2 separate regions of the Homo sapiens genome follow, and region 1 is linked to region 2. A link is an interaction called in ENCODE POLR2A ChIA-PET data of the cell type or tissue named here. Cell type or tissue: GM12878. All regions are shown on one strand. Links, peaks and the distances in the headings refer to the core of each region. The heading gives the core; the rest is flanking DNA. Region 1 has its middle 77 kb from the start of XRCC2. Region 2 has its middle 23 kb from the start of LINC01003.

Region 1 (2,912 bases), core at 150-2,649, 110 kb after region 2:
CGGTGGATTATTTGAGGTCAGGATTTCGAGACCATCTTGGCCACATGGCAAAACCTCGTCTCTACTAAAAATACAAAAATTAACTGGGCATGATGGAGCGTGCCTATAATCCCAGCTACTTGGGAGGGTGAGACGGGAGAATTGCTTGAACCCAGGAGGCAGAGGTTGCAGTGAGCCGAGATGGCACCACTACACTCTAGCCTGGACACAGGGTGAGACTCTGTCTCAAAACAAAAAAAGAACACAACCAAACCCAGCCTACTCCCTCTCCGTTGTCACCTCCCTCCGTGGCCCTCCTGGTTTGAATTAGTGACAGTGGTGGAGGGTGGGGCAGAACAATTGGCCACAACAAGAAACAAACCAACCAAAAAGTATGTAGGTGGCTATGAGGCAGTCACTGTGGTGTCCTGCCCAGGGCCCACGCTGGGTAATCATGTTTGTCTGTCTGTTTTCCTTTGCATCTTCAACTAGACGTGGGCGTTCGTTACTCCTGGACAAAACTTCCGTTAGCTCCTTGTCCCCTGTGGCAGGCCGGCCTGCACATGCCTGGGAGGGATTTCTCTTCCCAGGAGCAAATAAGTTTGTCCCTGAGCAGTTTCTGGATTTGTTTATGGAGACTTTAGGGAAGATAAACATGAAAATTTTGATACAAATTTGAAGTCCTGGGAGTTGTGATAATGAGTGTGGCTGTGAATATTGCTTCCAGTTCTGGAAAGACCTGTGCAGCTGCAGCTCTCAGTGGGCTTGTGGGACTGGCCTGGGGACCCAGCCACTCTCAACAAGGTCCCCAGACCAGAATTGCTCTGAAGGTGTCTTTCTTTTGTTTTGTTTTTGTTTTTTTGAGATGGAGTCTCACTCTGTCACCAGGCTGGAGTGCAGTGGTGCGATCTTGGCCCACTGCAACTTCTGCCTCCCGGGTTCAAGCCATTCTCCTGCCTCAGCTTCCCGAGTAGCTGGGATTATTACAGGCACACACCACCACGCCCAGCTAATTTTTGTATTTTTAGTAGAGGTGGGGTTTCACCATGTTAGCCAGCACGGTCTCCATCTCTTGACCTCGTGATCCGCCTGCCTCAGCCTCACAAAGTGCTGGGATTACAGGCGTGAGCCAATGCGCCCGGCTTTTTTTTTTTTTTTTTTTTTTTTGAGACAAAGTCTGAGTCTGTCGCCCAAGCTGGAGTGCAGTGGCATGATCTCGGCTCACTGCAACCTCTGCCTCCCGGGTTCAAGCAATTCTCCTGCCTCAGCCTCCCGAGTAGCTGGGACTACAGGCACATACCGCCATGCCTGGCTAATTTTTGTATTTTTAGTAGAGACGGGGTTTCATTATGTTGACCAGGCTGGTCTCGAACTCCTGATCTCGTGATCCGCCCGCCTTGGCCTCCCAAAGTGCTGGGATTACAGGCGTGAGCCACCGTGCCCAGCGAAACTGTCTTTCAAGATGTTTCTTGGTCTTTAGTGTACGTCTGAATATTCACATAAATGCTTGCTTGAGTGCTTTTAAAAGGGAAAAAACCTTGGAAATAACCTAAATGTCTGCAGCAGGAGAAAGTCTGAATTTATCACGGTACATCTAGAGACAGGAAATCTAGGTGTTAGGTAGATGTCGGAAAGTTGGAGAGCTAAGTTTTGAAAGAGTTTGTCAAAAGCAAAATGGCTCAGAGACGTCACTTTAAATGGCAGCATCATATTTGATTATATGGATACACAGGACTGTAACTTCTTTATCCAGTTTCCTATTGTTAAGTAGTAAAGTTGTCTTCAGTTATATTTGCTATTAGAAATAACTTGATGGTCTTTTTTAATACAAAATTTTCTATTGCTTAAAACTTTCCTTAAAATAGATTCCCAGAAGGGGAATTTCTAGATCAAATGGTTTGGATTTTAAGGATTTCCAAAGTGCTTTTCACATTTGTACTGATTTACTCCCCTGCCACTGTGTATGAAAATTGAATTCTACTCTCCCCAAAATTATTATTATTGTCTTTAATTAGAATGCCTAAAATGCTGTTTCATATTGTTTTAGTTTACATTTCTGGGTTATCACTTTGGCTGACCATTTGTATTTTATTTATATTTTATTTTTGTTTTTTTGAGACAGGGTCTCGCTCTGTCACCCAAGCTGGAGTGCAGTGGCACAATCATGGCTCACTGCAGCCTTGACCTCCTAGGGTCAAGCAATTCTCCTGCCTCAGCCTCCCAAGTAGCTAGGACTACAGGCGTGTACCACCATGCCCGGCTAATTTTTTATTTTTTGTAGAGACAGAGTTTCACCATGTTTGCTGATCTTGAACTCCTGGGCTCAAGCTCAAGCAATCCTCCCACCTCAGCCTCTCAAAGGGCTGAGATTACGGGCATGAGCCACCATGCTCGGCCCAGCTGACCACTTTTAATGGTTTTTAAAGTTACTTGTGTACTTTCTTGGAATTACCTGTTTACACACTGGGCCCATTTTTCTCTTGAGTTTTAGTGTTTTTCCTATTAATTTATACAAACTTTTAACTAGGGCAGTTCATGGTACTGCACACCGCCTACCTGCGGCTGGCCTTTGGAAACCCTTTAGTTCGGTAATAACGAGTGGCCTCTGCCTTGTGCCAAAGAGTTCTTCTGCGAATCCCAAAGTTAACAGCTTATATCTTGTCCAGGCAAAAGGAGACGCGTCCTACGCAGATTGTTTGTATGTAACAAGAGCGTATTTTTAAAACCATGTGAATAACTCACATTACAATTCATTTAAAATATGATCCTCTTGCATGGCTCATTAAGTGAAACCTGAAGGAATCAATATTAGATTTATTTATTTATGTGTTCACTTATTTTGAGACAGACTCTCTCTCTGTTGCCCAGGCTGGAGTGCAGTGGCGCATTCTCGGCTCATTGCAACCTCCCGCTCCTGGGTTCAGGCGATTCTC
Region 2 (2,912 bases), core at 226-2,725:
ACTGTAATCCCAGCACTTCGGGAGGCCAAGGCGGGCGGATCATGAGGTCAAGAGGTCGAGATCATCCTGGCTAACATGGTGAAACCCTGTCTCTACTAAAAATACAAAAAATTAGCTGGGCGTGGTGGCGTGCGCCTGTAGTCGCAGCTACTCAGGAGGCTGAGGCAGGAGAATCGCTTGAACCCAGGAGGCAGAGGTTGCAGTGAGCCGAGGTCGCGCCACTGTACTCCAGCCTGGGCAATGGAGTGAGACTCCATCTAAAAAATAATAATAATAAAAATAAATAATAGAAACCGGGCCTCACTATGTTGCCCAGGCTGGTCTCAAACTCCTGGGCTTAAGTGATCCTCCCACTCTGGCCTCCTGAATTGCTGGGATTACAGGTGTGAGCCACCCTGCTTGACTTCTACTCCCTTTAATGAACGCTTATGACAACGAAGGAAAGTTGCTTGCCCTTCCCTACACATGCCCTTTTCCTGCCTCTGTGCCTTTGCTCACGCAGTTTCCGCCCCCTGGGGCACCATTCTGCACATGTCTCCATCCTGTGTTTTCATCAAGGGCTGGCCCAAATGCTACCATCTCCCAGGACAGCCTTCCCTGATCTGTCCAGCTAGGAGTAAATTCTTCCTTTGAATTCTCTTAGAATTTACATATTCTGTCAAAAAACCACTGAAGGGAGAGCAATTTGCAAAATAATGAATTGTTTTTCTGCTTTAGGACATTGGTTCTCAAAATTGAGTATACATGAGAATCATTTGGAGAACTCATTTCAAATGCATACCCCAGGCAGAGCGTGGTGGCTCATGCCTGTAATCCCAGTACTTTGGGAGGCCAAGGCAGGAAGATCGCTTGACGCTTGAGCCTGGGAGGTTGAGGCTGCAGTGAGCTGTGGTTGTGCCACTGCACTTCAGCCTGGGCCACAGAGCAAGACCCTGTCCCCCGCCAAAAAAAAGAAGAAGAAGAAGAAGAGGAACAAGCCTGTTGCTTATTTCAAGAGATTCTCAGGCTTATTTCCAGAGATTCTCAGTTTTTTCTCACATGGTGTTCCTGTCCACCATACTTTAAGAAACATTGAGCTAAGAGGTTCTTTGTTAATTTCACGTCAGGTGGATTCATGAATACGTCGACTTGTTGGAGTTTCGTGATATAAATCCAGCCATACTAGCAAACTGTTAACAGTCCTGAAAACAGTGTAAAGTTTTTCATATACCAGGACTGAAAACTCAAGTGGATGGGTAGGTTGAGGGTTCACTGCTGAGGACCACAGGAAGTGGTAGGACTACAAGGGACTACGGAGCATCTCTGGTATTCACCTTTCAGTAACGATTTCCATCTGAGAATTTGGAGCAACTACTGCCAGAATTTCCATTTTCCCAGAAAGTTGGAAATCCAGAATTTTAGGTGACATTTCCAGATTATTACATGGTAACTTAAGGTTTTAACAACTCTGTGAGGTTTGATATAACCCAGTTGCAATTGATTTAATCCAACAATTAGCTTTCATAATTGAAGTGTAAATAGAAGTAAATGTTGGTTTGTTTTGCTGCAGAATGACATAAACCATTATTTCATCTATATAGTGACAAGAAATCCACAGAAATGAAGAGACAGGCTCATTTTAGGATTTCCTGGAATCATTAATTTTTAAAAAATTATTTTCTCTCTCCTTCCTTCCTTCCTCTCTCTTCCCTTCCTTTCCCTTTCCTCTTCCTTTCCTTTCCCTTCTTCCCTTTCCTTCCTTTCTTTTTCTCTTTCCCTTCCCTTCCCCTTCCCCTTTCCCTTCCCCTCCCCTTCCCCTTTCCCTTCCCCTCCCCTTCCCCTTTCCCTTCCCCTCCCCTTCCCCTTTCCCTTCCCCTCCCCTTCCCCTTTCCCTTTCCCTCCCCCTCTCCCTTTCCTTTTCTCTTTCCTTTCCTTTTTCTCTCTCCCTGTCCAGGGGCCCAATCTCAGCTCACAGCAACCTCTGCCTCCCGGGTTCAAGTGATTCTCCTTCCTCAGCCTCCCGAGCAGCTGGGATTACAGGCCCCCACTACCATGCCCGGCTAATTTTTGTATTTTTAGTAGAGACGAGGATTTGCCATGTTGGCCAAGCTGGTCTCAAACTCCTGACCTTGGCCGGGTGTGGTGGCTCATGCCTGTAATCCCACCACTTTGGGAGGCCGAGGCGGGCAGATCATGAGGTCAAGAGATTGAGGCCATCTTGGCCAACATGGTGCAACCCTTTCTCTACTAAAAATACAAAAATTAGCTGGGTATGGTGGCATGCGCCTGTAGTCCCAGCTACTCAGGAGGCTGGGGCAGGAGAATTGCTTGAACCCAGGACGTGGAGCTTGCAGTGAGCCGAGATGGCACCACCGCACTCCAGCCTGGGCGACAGAGCAAGACTCTGTCTCAAAAAAAAAACAAAAACAAAAAACAACTCTTGACCTCAGGTGATCCGCCTGCCTCGGCCTCCCAAAGTGCTGGTATTACTGAGCCACCTCCCCTGGCCTACAGATTTAAAATATATATCTTTTCATATTTTTAGTACTCAGAGATGGATGATTAGATATAGTGTCTCTCTCCATTAAAGTCAACAACTGTGGGCCAGGTACGGTGGCTCATGCCTGTAATCCCTGCACTTCAGGAGGCGGAGGCAGGAGGATCACTTGAGGCCAACAGTTCAACACCAGCCTGGGCAATATAGGAAGACCCCATCTCTACAAAAAAATTTTAAAATGAGCCAGTCATGGTGGCGTGCACCTCTAGCCCAGCTGGTTGGGAAGCCAAGCTGGGAAGATGGCTTAAGCCCTGGAGTTTGAGGCTGCAGTGAGCTGTGATGGTACCACTGCCCTCCAGCCTGGGCAACAGAGTGAGGCCTTATCTAAAAAAAAAAAAAAAAAAAAAAAAAAAAAAAAAAAAAATCAACAACTGTG

Evidence for each region. ChIA-PET counts read pairs that join two places held together with the same protein. Peaks named below come from ENCODE experiments on the same cell type or tissue, not always from the same donor. Only the 100,000 strongest peaks of a DNase experiment are listed, where the experiment ranks them.
Region 1: POLR2A ChIA-PET joins it to region 2 with 6 read pairs; 2 of 35 experiments call an interaction of 5 or more read pairs at or near these places.

Annotation. Positions count from the first base shown.
Region 1 is chr7:152,597,288-152,600,199 of GRCh38, forward strand. No RefSeq gene overlaps it. Among named protein-coding and RNA genes, the nearest start is that of XRCC2, 77 kb to the right of the region's middle. In GM12878, for the core only: no CTCF peak of the experiment used is centred there; a DNase peak (open chromatin) is centred at 1,554.
Region 2 is chr7:152,485,485-152,488,396 of GRCh38, forward strand. No RefSeq gene overlaps it. Among named protein-coding and RNA genes, the nearest start is that of LINC01003, 23 kb to the left of the region's middle. In GM12878, for the core only: no CTCF peak of the experiment used is centred there; no DNase peak of the experiment used is centred there.